2 separate regions of the Homo sapiens genome follow, and region 2 is linked to region 1. Evidence: read pairs that join two places in POLR2A ChIA-PET (ENCODE). Cell type or tissue: Caco-2. All regions are shown on one strand. Links, peaks and the distances in the headings refer to the core of each region. The heading gives the core; the rest is flanking DNA.

The links. Peaks named below come from ENCODE experiments on the same cell type or tissue, not always from the same donor. Only the 100,000 strongest peaks of a DNase experiment are listed, where the experiment ranks them.
Region 2: POLR2A ChIA-PET joins it to region 1 with 9 read pairs; 2 of 35 experiments call an interaction of 5 or more read pairs at or near these places.

Annotation. Positions count from the first base shown.
Region 1 is chr12:109,065,695-109,073,314 of GRCh38, forward strand. USP30 (ubiquitin specific peptidase 30) reads left to right here. Exons shown (of 13, transcript NM_032663.5): 4 at 1,830-1,933; 5 at 5,918-6,016; 6 at 6,611-6,656. Among named protein-coding and RNA genes, the nearest start is that of USP30-AS1, 16 kb to the left of the region's middle. In Caco-2, for the core only: no CTCF peak of the experiment used is centred there; a DNase peak (open chromatin) is centred at 3,718.
Region 2 is chr12:108,702,504-108,710,123 of GRCh38, forward strand. The region is part of intron 1 of CORO1C (coronin 1C); the gene reads right to left. Among named protein-coding and RNA genes, the nearest start is that of CORO1C, 25 kb to the right of the region's middle. In Caco-2, for the core only: no CTCF peak of the experiment used is centred there; no DNase peak of the experiment used is centred there.

The DNA.
Region 1 (7,620 bases), core at 2,120-6,119:
TATCTCCAGTCCATTCAGCCTAGGTTTGAGGGAAGAACAGGGAGTCTGGTTAACGTGTAACATCTCAACACAAAGGTCAGGAAGCAGTGGCCATGCGCCAGAGAAGAAAAGCAGCTGTGTTACATGACTGTTTCCAGCACTTTTTCCCTTGGCATAATGCATTTAGAAGGTCCTGAAATGTTATTTTCTTTTTACATCTATGGCTGCTTTTGTGCTGCAGTGGCAGAGTTGAGTAGTTGCAACAGAGACCATGTGGTCCACAAAGCCTAAGATGTGGCCAGGCACAGGGGCTCACACCTGTAATCCCAGCACGTTGGGAGGCCAAGGTGGGCAGATCACTTCACCCCAGAAATTCAAGACCAGCCTGGGCAACATGGTGAAACTCTGTCACTACAAAAAATACAAAAATTAGCTGAGCACAAGGACATGTGCCTGTAGTCCCAGCTGCTCAGGAGGCCAAGATGGGAGGATTGCTTGGGCCCAGGAGGTCAAGGCTGCAGTGAGCCAAGATCATGCCACTGCACCCTAGCCTGACAGAATGAGACCCTGTCTCAAAAAAAAAAAAAAAAAAAGCAAGCCTAAGATGTTTATTTTCTGGACTTTTACAGAAAAAGTGCCAATCCTTGGTCTAGAAGTAATTATAATATAAATAAGCCCATCAAACTTTTATTAGGCCTGATTCTACCTGTGATTGAAAAGTAAACCACTCGGGTGGGTGCAGTGGCTTGCACCTGTAATCCCAGCACTTTGAGAGGTTGAGGTGGGCGATCATGAGGTTAGGAGTTCGAGACCAGCGTGGCCAACATGGGGGAACCCCCATCTCTACTAAAAATACAAAAATTAGTCGGGCATGGTAGCGCATGCCTTGTAATCCCAGCTACTCGGGAGGCTGAGGCAGGAGAATCGCTTGAACCCAGGAGGCGGAGGTTGCAGTGAGCTGAGATCACGCCATTGCACTCCACCCTGGGCGACAGAGCACGACTCTGTTTCAAAAAAAAAGAAAAGTACACTACTCAAAAGACCCTTTAGGCTGCTGCATATAGCTTGATGCTTTGCCTTGAAAATCAGAAACTCAAATACAAACAAATACAAGCAAAGGCCTTGGGAAACAGCCCTGTGGAGAGGAGTGTAGCACCAAATATGGGGTTGGACTGGATGAATGTTAAAGGGCCCTCCCAACCTGAAAGTTGTGAGTTAAAATCATTTTGCTCAATAAGAACCTTGCAACAAATTTATATTGATGATGATAGTTTGAAGATACAGGAATCGGTTACTTCATTTAAATGCTGCAGCCTCATGAAAAATTACATTCATTCAGTAAACATAAATGCCTAATAGAGTACTAAGCATTGGGTAAAGCTACAAAGAATGATGAAAAATACCTAATTCTAAGGTTAATCCTACAGTCCTTAATTTTTTTTTTTTTTTTTTTTTTTTGAGATGGAGCGTCACTCTGTCACCCAGGCTGGAGTGCAGTGGCACGATGTCTGCTCACTGCAAGCTCCGCCTCCCGGGTTCATGCCATTCTCCTGCCTCAGCCTCCCGAGTACCTGGGACTACAGGCACCCACCACCACGCCCGGCTAATTTTTTTTTTTTATTTTTAGTGGAGACGGAGTTTCACCATGTTAGCCAGGATGATCTGGATCTCCTGACCTTGTAATCTGCCCACTTCGGCCTCCCAAAATTCTGGGATTACAGGCATGAGCCACCACACCCAGCCTGCGGTCTTTAATTTTTAATTAACTTTGATATGTTATACTGTGCAAGTTTTCTGGTTAGTTGTTATGCTGATGAATTTAATAATTGTCTTACCTTTTTTGTTTCCAGCCTTGTCCTGCCAAGAAGTTACTGATGATGAGGTCTTAGATGCAAGCTGCTTGTTGGATGTCTTAAGAATGTACAGATGGCAGATCTCATCATTTGAAGAACAGGTGAGTACAACATTTGAACAGGTTTAGCTTGGAGAATCCTTTCCCCTAGTGACTTGGGGCCTGACCTTAAAATTGCCTGGCCCCAGTGTACATTTCTGTGACATTTTAGACAACTTTAGTGTTCTGGGACCAGAGTACCAACTTTGTTCCTGCTCTCATGATCAGAGGGGAGATACAGCTGTTTTTCACTCAGTGGATGGAAGGTTAGCAGGATGGGACATAAACACACAGTTGCCAAAGAGCAAAATCTTTTTAGTTCTTGAGTGACTTGGCACTCCAATAAGTGATAGGGACACCTGGGTTCTTTAGAAAGAGGCAGGTGACTTTACCTTGGAGGCCCAGAGGTTTAGGTAAGATTTTTCTGGACCACACCCTCATTTTTTAAAAAATCAATCTTCGGAGCTTTGCTTAAAGTAGCCCGAAACCTCAAGCAGATGTCATATGCAATTTCAAGGCCGTATTCAGTCACTCCCACCTCCCTTTTCCACAACTACAGCTTTGCTGCCTTTTTTGGAACTTGGCCACCCTCCTCCCCGCCAGACCGCTGTTACCAACAGCAAGTCTGAAGCAGAGGCCAAGAGAATGAAGTTCTAGAGATGAAAAAATCTAGCCCCCAGTGACATACAGGTGCATCCTCCACAGCCACACTTCCAAGATGGCCTTGTCCAGCTTCGTGTAGGCGTTGTCTGCCGCCACTATCCAGAGAAATGGGAGGCGGCATCTTGGACCTCCCAAAACTGTGGGGCCGACGTGAGGGGCATCGAGAGACTTTTGGAAAGGGAGCTGGGGAGGCTTTCTAGCACCCCTTATTTTTAAAGGTGTTCTCTTGTTTTTGCTTTATTCTGAAGCCACAGGTCACTTTTTAGACATGGTGGTGGTATCTATACTTTCTTAAAATGTATCTCAGTTAATCCAATTGTATGTTGCAACGTTTTTCTATTTAGAAAATACTTTTAAAATCCTCCTCTGGTAACTGGAATTATTTATCTACATTTTACATTTCCCTAAACTGAGAGAATAACTTGGAGATTTAGTCACCAAGGACATCAGATAACTTTTTTAAGGTCCGACTTCTCCATCAAGGACTCACTTAGGTCCCAGTCACTCCTTGGAAGTATTTCCAACATCTTCAGCCCACAGCAGTCACTGAGCCCACATCGTGCTGTAGTCTGCAGGAAAAAGAGGTGAACACGTCTGTCCGGTGGCCTTTTTCTCTTTGAAGGTACCCAGAGCGTCTAGCATGGGCCTTGCCCACATCTTTATTATCAGCGATCCAGTCAATCAGGAGCAGATTTTCCCTGATTGTCAACCCATTTTCTTTGTCTAAAGCTAGAGCTTCAGAGGATGCATTGGGCCAAAGGCTTGCTTTGTGCAAATTACCTGATTTTATTATCACAATAACCATGTAAGGAATTACTGTTGTCCCCATTTTACAGATGGAAAAACACTGAGGCTCAGAGAAGTGGAATGATTTGCCCAGAATCATGCAGCTATTTAAGGGGCAGAGCCAGGATTTAAGACAGTCTAGTGCTACAGTGCACATTCAAGCTCCCCCTCCTCTGCAGTGCTGTCCCTTTCCTTAAGGCCTAGTTGTTACATGGCTGACCCACGGTTTAGGTTATAGATCCACCTCCATCCTTTCTCGGATCTGCTTCAAGCCTGGGCCCAGATGCCTGGTGTGTGAGGGCTCCTTGAGCCTCCCAGGAAGTGCTGATTCTCCTCCAGGTTCCCTGCTTCCTGTTCATCTGTACAGGGCTGCACCTCTGGTGTGCCGTTGGCTAATAGCTAGGCTGCCACACCTCCCCTGGATTGTGAGTCCCTCAGGGGCTAGAGCCTTGCCTTATTTATCTTTGAATCTCTACTTCCACTCTACAGCTGCAGTTTTATAGCCCAGGAGGGAATTCATTTATATAGGCAACAAGTATTTATTGAATGCCTGCCTGGGGTGGGGACTGTCGAGGGCAATGGAGTCGTAGCAGCAGACATGACTTGCAGGAGTTTCCTGCTCTCTTAGAGCTGGTATTCCAGTGGGGGATGAGGATAGCAGGCAGGGGTCGGTGCAGACAGTAAGCAGGGGATTTCAGGATATGCTAACAAGAAACTAGCTGGTGTAACATGGCATGGATAGGGAGGGCAGAGGAGGAGGAGCCAAGCTACAGGGGGAGACTGCTCCAGGTAGGGAGGCTCCTCTCAGGAGGTGAGGTTTCAGCGGAGACCGGAAGTATAAAAGAGAGTGAAGTGTGTGGACACCTGGGTACAGAGCATTCCAGACAGATGAAGAAGCTAGGGTATAAGTCTGGAGATGGTTATAAAGCTGCCACCTGTGGAGAATGGCAGGGAGGCCAGGGCGGGGAGGGCGGTGGAGGAGAGGGGCTGGCGAAGTTGGCAGGGAGCAGATTGTGCAGGGACTAGGAGGCTGCGGGCGGCATCAGCTTCTATTGTGTTTGCAGCGGGGAGCCACTAGAGGACTTTGAACTGGGGACTGGTTTGATCTGACTTGTTAGAAAAGGAAGGCTGGAGGGGCAAGAATGCAAGCCGAGAGGAAAGGTGGGAGGCCGCTGCAGTTATCTGGCCGAGATGGTGTGGCTCAGACTGGGGTCGAAGCAGGGTAGCTGAGAGTCCTCAGGAATTTAGGGCGTATTTTGGAGGAGGGTCCTTTTTTCAGGACTGCTGCTGAATTGGCTGAGGGTGGGTTAGAGTTCAGAGGGGTGGAGGCAGCTTTGGATAATTGGTTGGGGAGTATGCCCTGTGGAGGAGCTCTTTTGGCAGAGACCTGAAGGATAGGAGGTAGCCGTGCGAAGGTCTGAGCACAGCCCGAAATGGGAATAAGCTGGATATGTTCAAGGAACAGCAAAGAGGCCAGGGGCCGGGACATTGTGAATGTTGGGGGCTTTGTAGGCCAGATAAGAATGGTAGGTTTTACTCTAGTAGTGGAAGCCATTGGAAAGCTAAAAGCAGAAGAGTAAAGCTATCTGCCTTTTAAAGTATTGCTCTGGTGGCAGTGTGAGGGGACACCAAAGGAGAAGCAGAGGGCCTGTGTTGTGACCCCGTTACTCCCGGAAGAGTGAGGGGTGGCTTGGGTTTTTGGGGAGAGAGCCATTTGAGTTGATCCTTCAAGAGTAGTCCCATGCCATTGGATCCAGCAACCCCGCTGCTGGGTACAAACCAAAAGAATTCAAAGCAGGGACTCAGTAGGGTATTTGTATACTCAGGTTAATAGCAGCATGTTCGCAATAGCCAAGGGGTAGAAGCAACCCAAGTGTTCATCGGCTGATAAATAGGTAAACAAAACTTTCATACAATGGAATATTATTCAGCCTTAAAAAGGAAGGAAATTCTGCAGTATGCTACAACATAGGTGAAGCTTGAAGACGTTATGCCGAGGAAAATAAGCCAGTCACAAAGACCAACACTGTATGATTCCACTTGTGTGAGGTTCCCAGAGTAATCAGATTCCTAGAGAGATAAAGAATGGTGGGTGCCAGGGGTTGGGGAAGGGGAAATGGGAAATCAGTGTTTAACAGATATGGAGTTTCAGCTGGGGAAGATGAGAAAGTTCTGAAGATGGATGGCAGTGATGATTGTACAACAACATGAATGTACTTAATGCCACAGAATCATTCATGTTAAGATGATAAATGTTATGATATGTGTATTTTACCACAATTAACAAAAAACATAATCTTTTGAAATCGGAGTGGAGGTCAAGGCTGTCTCAGTGAAACAGAATGGTCTCATAGACTGCTGGCGTGAAGGCAGCCACCTGGCTTTCTCTCCTGCTCTCTGCTCCTGGACCTCTTGCTTGAGGGTCTTCACTCGTGACAGTGTCCAGGACATAACTGTTTTCTTTAATGAGCTGGGCCTTGAGAAGGTAGAAAGCAAATTCTACCCACATTCACTGTAGGGTGTCTGCCCGAGGTGGGTAGTTCTGATCTTGCTCTTGCCTCTTCCAACCTCTCTAAAGAATGCTTTGCCCTATGACAGGATGCTCACGAATTATTCCATGTCATTACCTCGTCATTGGAAGATGAGCGAGACCGCCAGCCTCGGGTCACACATTTGTTTGATGTGCATTCCCTGGAGGTAAACCATTAATATTTCCAACACGTTCTGTGCAGCTTGTGCATATTTAATAAGTATAGGGGAGGCAAGTGTAATCTTTGTACAACTTTAAAAGTAAGATTCAGTAAAAATCAGTGGTGGGAATGAGGCCAGGGGAGGGTCTTAAAACTACATGCTTTGCAGTTGGTGATCTGATTAGGGATGTCAAGGCTCTTTCAAATGATTCATTGCTGCAATTTGTGTTGGCTTTGAGAATAAAGAATGTGTTATTTTTTCCTGTTTAATACAGGGGAACAGGGGCCATAGGAATGCTAAGTGAGCCCTCATTTCCCTGTAACAGTATAAATATCGGAGGAGTTGACAAAAGTTAACCAGTAAGGATGAAAATATTCTGGAGAGAAGAAATATGTTTCTATTGCATTTGATGAAAGAATATTCATAGTATCCAGCCAGATAGGCTAATTGAGGCTACCTTTAGAAACCTGAGCTTTGTTAAAAGTTGATTTTTAGTGGTGTAATCAACGTAGAAACTTGTAAGGTTTAGGGGTGGGGTGAGGGTGGTGAAAGGGATTATAGTAAGGTTTTCAGTCTGTTTTTTTTTTTTCTCCCCTACAGCAGCAGTCAGAAATAACTCCCAAACAAATTACCTGCCGCACAAGAGGTAGCTGTTTTCCATTGAAATATAACACATAAGATGTGGACTTTTAAGATATGATAATAATTTGCTTGTTTTAAAAAGATTTTTTTCTGGTGACATACAGGCCAGCTTGAAGTGTGATGTGCTTGCAAAGGAACTTGTATTTTGGAAATAGCTTTAAATAGATTCTCTTGGTGTTCCCTTGCACCCCAGCCCAGCTGACTTTTCTTGAAACTGGCTTATTTGTACTTCAAACAAGGGCTTTCTTTTTACCTTTTTGAATTGATCCTGGGAAGAACATAATGAGCTGAATCTGTCGTGTCCTCAGCATTTCCAGTGCTGCCAAATTCTATTGCATATTACCACAGTCATCCTTAGGAGGAAATTGTTGTTTTCTTAAGACTTAAAAAATAAGATTAGCATATTAATTCCTCTGTGTAGTAATAGGAACAAATATTTTTTGAGCCCATGCTGTTTGCCAGGCATTGCATTATCTCATTTAAGCCTCATAACAACTCTACAAAGTTGATGATACTGGAGTTAATGGGATAATAACTATCCCAATTTTCCGCACACTGAGGCTTGTAGAGATTAAAGGCATTCCCAGGTCAGGTAGTGAATAAGAAGCACAGCCAGAGCTGATCCCTGGGCTGCACAACTCCAGAGCCCAGGTTTCTCACTTATGTTCTTTCCATTAAACCCCATTCTAGCCAAAGAAAGGCCTAGTTATTCAGAACTTGCTTATTCTGTTTATTTCAGAAGATTTTATCTCGCTTTATGGAATGTTCACTTGTGGTATCCTTCTTTTGACATCTCAAACATTTTAAGCATATGTTTGTAAAAAGACATTATTCAACACAAATTCCTTTTTAAAATGTGGCTCTACCCATTATACAGAAACCGTATATAAAGATAGATCTGTGTAAATTCTCCTATGAAGGAATGGGATGTCTTTTGGATGGAAGTCAATGAGGAAAGCTATTTCAAT
Region 2 (7,620 bases), core at 2,173-6,172, 360 kb before region 1:
ACTGCACCCAATGTAATTTTCCTATGTGCTACTGCAGGACATTCTGTTCATGTTGGTTAGATAGAAGGAGCCTGGATAAAAATCTAAGTGGAAATGGAACATGGTTCAACATCGACAACTCAGCTGAAAATCAGATCCTCATATACAGAGGAGAGCTAACACCTGTCCACTCATGCCAGACGAGACACATGGTGGGCTGTTGCTAATTCCTTTCCTCTAATTCCCTTCCTCATGGCCCTGAGCCCACTGCTAAATGCAGAGAGACGAATTTATTTTTGCCAGAGTCTCTTACCCTTCCAACGCATGTGTGAAAGTGGCCTCTCTCCAATGCTGGGGGCATGTAGCCGGGCTGAAGTAAGAGACCCTTGGCAGGCAATTGAGCATCCACGTTCCTTAGCCCAGCTGTTATTGCCAGACTTTCCCAGCTGACTACCAGGGCCATACATTTTGAGTCTTTGGTAGAGGAGATGGCAAATGATTCGTGGCCAGGGTCCTTCATTTTGGAATCAATATGAATACTTCTCAAGCGTGAGTTAGATAAGACAGCTTCCATGAGGTGGTGAAAAGCAAAAGGAAAGCACATCTATACAAAAGCCAACGTACAGCCAGCTGGTCTTGGGCTCCACTTCCCCACACAACCATCTGCAACCATCTGTACAAGTTATAGAAGCTGCAATCCCTACCAGCATCTTCAAGCAAGTGTTTCAAAAGTAAGCTAATGTAGAAGAAAAAAGGATTGCACCATGTCAGAGTTAACATCCTTCATAAATAAAACGTTCTTACAAATTCATACAATTAAAACCCAACAGAAAATTAGACAAAGGATATGAAGAATTTACAAAAGAAACACAAACAGCACTTATCTCCACTCCTTCCTAAAATCCTAATAAAATGAAAGCAAAAAATAAAAGCAGGTAAAAACATGAAAGGACAAGAGGACTGGAAAAGAGGCTACAAGAGAGCAAATGTGACAATAAACTTTCGAAGATGGAAAGCTGTCATGCACGTGTAACTGACTGAAGTGTGAGTGTCCTCTACTCAGCTGAGTCTCAGGAGGAGCGCACAAAAAGGACATCAAGGCCCACTGTGAATCCCCAGAACACTCCAAGGAGAAACTGTGTGTCTCCAAAGACAGGGATGTGGGAGAGGGACTACAGAGAAAATGACTGAAAGCCTGAATTAGGAGCAGCTGGACACCCAGATCCCAGGGCTGCACAACCAGGGTACTGGCCTGCCCTCTCCCCAGCAGAAGCCAGGAGAGGCCTGACTATGGGCCTGGATGACACCCAGCACAGGTGTGAACAGATGCCTCACTGACAGCCTGGTTCTATACAGTGGGGCCTCCAGCCCCTTGTTCCTCCTGGCTCCCAAGATACCACCTGCCTTACCCCACAAGAGATCAGACATCACTGCCCTCAGTGAGGTCCACCATTCAATGTGCCCCTCCACTCACACAGGCATAAGGTCAGCTTTTAGAACCTCACTTTTAAATGTGAATGGATATTTGAGGAAGGCCTCTCACTTGAAAAAGAGAGACGATTTTTCCTCTTCACTCAAATAGGCCAGATACCATCTAACCTCATAAAAATAGGAAGATTAATATAAATATGTAAAATGCTTTGTCTTCATTGAAAGATACTATACAAATCTTCTGGCTGACATACATACTAAACTACCTTAAAAAGTGATTTCCACCAGGCGCAGTGGCTCACACCTGTAATCCCAGCACTTTGGGAAGCTGAGACGGATCACGAGGTCAGGCGATCAAGATCATCCTGGCCAACATGGTGAAACCCCATCTCTACTAAAAATACAAAAATTAGCCGGGTGTGGCGGCAGGCATCTGTAATCCCAGCTACTCGGGAGGCTGAGGGAAGAGAATTGCTTGAACCTGGTAGGCGGAGGCTTCAGTGAGCCAAGATCGCACCACTGCACTCCAGCCTGGGCGACATAGCAAGATTCCATCTCAAAAAAAAAAAAAAGTTATTTCCATATTATGCATACTTATTTTCATCCTAAATACATGTGGATAGAATGATATAGAAGTTCTTTTGCTACAATCACAGAGTAGAATGTTAGCTACAGGGCAGAGACAGTAAGAAAAGCCAGTGCTTCCGCAGTGCTGTGCTGAGTCAGGCATCTCTAAGCGGAGCTTGAAGGGCAGTGTGAGCCCATTCACTTCCAAGGTCAAATCTGATCTGGGCTCACCTGTGTACATGTGGCATAGCCGCTTTTCTTGCACAGAATGTCTCAGGCCCTCCAGGCACACAATAGAGTATAGCAATTAAGAGAGCAAACTCCAGAGTCAGACAGCCTCGTAAGTGAGAAGCACAGCTGTACTATTTACTTCCTGGCCGTGGTACAGTACAGCAAGTCACTAAGTCTCCATTAAGTGTAAAATTCTCTATCCAAAAATGGGTACAATGCATATAAAGTTGAAGTGATCATTAAATGATCAATTGGTGATGGGATGGTGGCAGGAGATTCTTATGCTATAATAGTACCTTGTATGGTTAAATACACAAAATTAATCACTCAATAAATACTAGCTACTATTGTCATCCTAGTAACTGACATAAGATAATTTGGATTCAAATCTGAGCTCTGCAACATATTAGCAAATTACTTAACCTCTCTGAGCCTCAGTTTCCCATTCACAAAATGAAGGGAATGATACCTGTAATAAGAATGTAGGCCGGGCATGGTGGCTCACGCCTGTAATCCCCACACTTTGGGAGGCCGAGGAAGGCAGATCACTTGAAGTCAGGAGTTCGAGACCAGCTTAGGCAACATGGTGAAACCCAGTCTCTACTAAAAATACAAAACTTAGCCAGGAGTCCCAGCTACTAGGGAGGCTGAGGCATAAGAATTGCTTGAACCTGGGAGGCAGAGGTCGCAGTGAGCCGAGATCACGCCACTGCACTCCAGCCTAGGTGACAGAGCAAGACCCTGTCTCAAAAAAAAAAAAAAAAAAAAAAAGAATGTAAACCAACCACAGACAAGAAAGCCCAGACCCAGATGACTTCACTGCTAAAGTCTATCAAACATTTAAAAAATACCAAGTACTCACAAAATTTTCCAAAGATAGAGAAGAAGGGAACACTTTCAAACTAATTGTATGAGGCCAGTATTATCCTGATACCAAAACCAAACAAAGACATCTCAAGAAAATTACAGACCAATATCTCTTATGAATACAGATGCAAAAAATCCTCAACAATACCAGCAAACGAAATCAAGCAACACAGAAAAAGAATTAGAATTATACACCACAATCAAGTGGGATTTATCCTAGGAATGCGAGGTTGGGTCAACATCTGAAAATCAATTAACGTAACACATTATATCAATAGAAGAAAAAAAAATCACACAATTATCTCAGACACAGAAAAAGCATTTGAGGCTGGGCATGGTGGCTCATGCCTGTAATCCCAACACTTTGGGAGGCTGAGGCAGGGGGATCACTTGAGGTCAGGAGTTCAAGACCAGCTTGCACAACATGGTGAAACCCCATCTCTACTAAAAATACAGAAGTTAGCCAGGCATGGTGGTGGGCACCTGTAATCCCAGCTACTCGGGAGGCAGAGGCAGGAGAATTGCTTGAACCCGGGAGATAGCAGTTGCAGTAAGCCGAGACAGTGCCACTGCACTCCAGTCTGGGCAACAGAGTGAGACTCTGAATCAAAAAAAAACAAAAAAAACAAAAAAAAAGCATTTGACAAAATTAAATACTCTTTCATGATAAAACACTCAAGAAACTAGGAATAGAAGGGAATTTCCTCAACCTGATAATGGGCATCCATGAAAATACCACAGCTAACTCAATATTCAATGGCGAAAGATGCCTTCTCCCTGAGATCAAGAATAAGATGAGCTTGTCCACCCTTGCCACTTCTATTCAGGATTGTAGTACAGGTTCTAGCCAAGGCAATTAGGCAAGAAAAAGGAGTAAGAGACATTCAGATTGGAAAGAAAGAAGTAAAACTATTTCTGTGTGCTGAAGACATGATCTTATATACAGAAAATCCCGAGGAATCCACTAAAAGAACCAGTAAGTTCAGTAAGGTTGCAGGATACAAGATTAATATATAAAAATCATTTTTTTTTTTAAGATGGAGTCTTGCTCTGTCACCCAGGGTGGAGCGCAGTGGTGCAATCTTGGCTCACTGCAACCTCCGCCTCCGGGGTTCAAGCGATTCTCCTGTCTCAGCCTCCCGAGTAGCCGGGACTACACTGCACCCAGCTAATTTTTGTATTTTTAGCAGAGACAGGGTTTCACTATGTTGGTCAGACTGGTCTCGAACTCTTGACCGCAGGTGATCCTCCTGTCTTGGCCTCACAAAGTGCTGGGATTACAGGTGTGAGCTACCATGCCTAGCCGTATTTTTATAAAATCATAACAAACAATCCAAAAGTGAAATTAAGAAAACAATTCCACTCACAATACATCAGAAATAAAATACTTAGAAATAAACTTAATCAAGGAGATGAAAGACTCATACTCTGAAAACTCAAAATACTGTTGAAAGAAATTAAAGACACAAATGAATGAAAAGAAATTCCACATTCAAAAATCAGAAGACTTAGCATTGAGATGGCAATATTCCCCAAACTAAGATATAGATTTAATGCAATCCCTATCAGACTCCCAGAAGAATTCTTTGTAGAAATGGATGAAGGGATTGATTGGAACTGCAAGGGATCCAAAAATACCCAAATGACCCTGGGGAGAAAAAAGAGAAAAAGTTAGGAAGACTCCTATTTCCTGATTTCAAAACTTACCTCACTACAAAGCAACAGTAATCAAGACTGTGTGGTACTGGAATAAGGACAGACATTTATATCAATGGAATATAATTAAAGTCCAGAAGTAAACTCATACATCTTTGGTCAACTGATTTTCAACAAGAGTGCCAAGACAATTCAGTGGAAAAACTCTTCTCAACAGATGGTACTGGGACAATACGTAAAATAGCTAACTCAAAATAGATCAAAGACCTAGACATAAGAGCTAAAACTATAAAACTCTGAGAAGAAAACATAGGAGTAAATCTTCACAGCCTTGGACTGGGCAAAGGATTCTAAGATATGACACCAAAAGCACAAGCAACAAAAGAAAAATTAGAAAAACTGGATTCCATCAAAATTTATAAACTTTATGCCTCAAAGGACACTATCAAGAAATCGAAGACAACTCATAGAATGGGAGAAAACTTTTGCAAACTTTATATCTGATAAGACACTTGTATCTAGAGTATAAAAAGAACTCCTACAATTCAATAATAAAAACATAGTCCAATTTAAAAATGAATCAAAGGGACTTGAATAGACATTTTCCAAAGAAGATGTACAAATGTCCAATACACATGAAAAGTTGCTGGACATCATTAATCAATGGAGAAATGAAAATCAAAACCACAATGAGAGACTATTCCATACCCACTAGGATGGCTAAAATAAAAAATTCTGAGAGTAACAAGGGTTGATGAGAATATAGACAAATCAGAACCCTCATACACTCCTGGTGGGAATGCAAAATGTTGCAGCTGATGTGGAAAAGTCTGAAAGTTCCTCAAACAATTAAACAAAGCATTATCATAAGACCCAGCAATCCACTCCTAGGTATACACTCATAAGAACTGAAAACAGGTAGTCAAACAAATACTTGTACATGAGTCTTCATGGAAGCATTATTTACAAGAGCCAAAGGGTAGAAGCAACCCAAATACAGACTATCCATTGTATCCAATGGATAAACAAAATGTGATATTACCTGTACAACAGAATATTATTCAGCAATAAAAAGGAATGAAGTACTAATACATGCTACAACTTGGATGAATCTTAAAAACATTATAAATGAAAGAAACCAGTCACAAAAATCGACATACTAATTTATATGAAAGTCCAGAATAGGCAAATCTAGAGAGACAGAAAGTAGATTCATGGTTGCTTAGAGTTTTTTTTTTTTTTTCTGAGATGGAGTCTTGCTCTGTTGCCCAGGCTGGAGTGCAATGGCTCAAACTCGGCTCACTGCAACCTCTGCCTCCCAGGTTCAAGCAATTCTCCTGCCTCAGCCTCCCAAGTAGCTGGGATTACAGGCGCCTGCCACCACGCCCAGCTAATTTCTGTATTTTTAGTAGAGACAGGGTTTCACCATGTTGGTCAAGCTGGTCTCAAACTCCTGACCTCAGGTGATCTGCCCACCTTGGCCTCCCAAAGTGCTGGGATTACGGGCGTGAGCCACCGTGCTCGGTCTATTTATTATTTTTTTAGAGACAGAGTCTCACTCTGCACTCAGTGTAGTGGTTCAATCATAGCTCATTGCAGCCTGAAACTCCTGAGCTCGAGCAATCCTCCCACCTCAGCCTCCCAAGTAGCTGGGACCACAAGCGTACGCCACCACACCAGGCTAATTTTTTTTTTGGTAGAGATGGGGGTCTAACCATGTTGCCCAGGCTGGTCTCTAACTAATTGCTGGCTTTAAGGAATATTTCCATCTCAGCCTTCCAAACTGCTTGGATTATAGGCATTAGCCACCATGCCTGGTGTGTTTCTTTTAAGGTAATGAAAATGTTCTAAAATTGACTGTGTTGATGGTTGCAGATTATTTGATTATATATATATACTATAAACCGCTGAACTGTACACTTTAAATGAGTGAATTGTCTAGTATGTGAATTATATCTCCAAACTGTTTTTTTAAAAAAACTATAAAGTACTCAGCATAGAATCTGAAGCATAGTACATACTGTCTAACAAATGTTGGCAATTATTATTTAAGAGCCCAGTAATAGCTTTTCCCTATCCAGGGAGAAAACCTAAGCAAGTCCCTACTGATTATGGGCTAAAAGTAGAATTTTCATATAAAAGAACCGGCACCACTTATCAAGGACTCTTTACAGAATTTTATGTTCTCCCATTTCAGCACGGTATTTCTGCAGTTTAATTTCTCTGCAAACAAAGGAAAAATTGGGAACTATCCCAAACACAAAAACTTCCTCTTCTTAAGAGAGCTGTCTGCATTGTCAAATGGTATTAGTGTTTTACCACTTTAAAAACTGTTCAGTTTTAACCTTTAAATTAAGATGGCATATCACCAAACTTAGGAGTTCTGTTATCAGCTATATTGTCCCAAACTGATCAAATCATAAATTAGATGACTAAAATGTCCCCCTAAAACTAAAGCATTTTATAAAGGGATCTAATTTTCTCAAAAAAGAAAAAAAAAGAGTAAATGAAAAAATCCTGAACTAACACAATAGGCACAAATTCCAAGGAAATACTAGGTATGATTTTAAATGTCCTGTCAGAGAGTGGTTCAACTTTGGAAAAACTGCTTGCTCATTAGGTCTTTCAAGTACAAGTTCTTAAAACTGCATAGGCTTTCCCTTGCTTGCAACAGTAAGATCATCTCAGTAATAAAGAGGAAGACGATGTAGCAGTAAGTTATTCACTAAGCAAATCAAAGGAATATTTACAAGTTTCAAAATAAACTTACTTTCAATGGGAGATAATGCAACAGAGTTTTTAACCTCTACAAAACATGGGAAATACAAACCTTACTTGTCTTTTTAAGATGTAATTTATCACTCTCCTCCTATTTTCCAATACAACAGC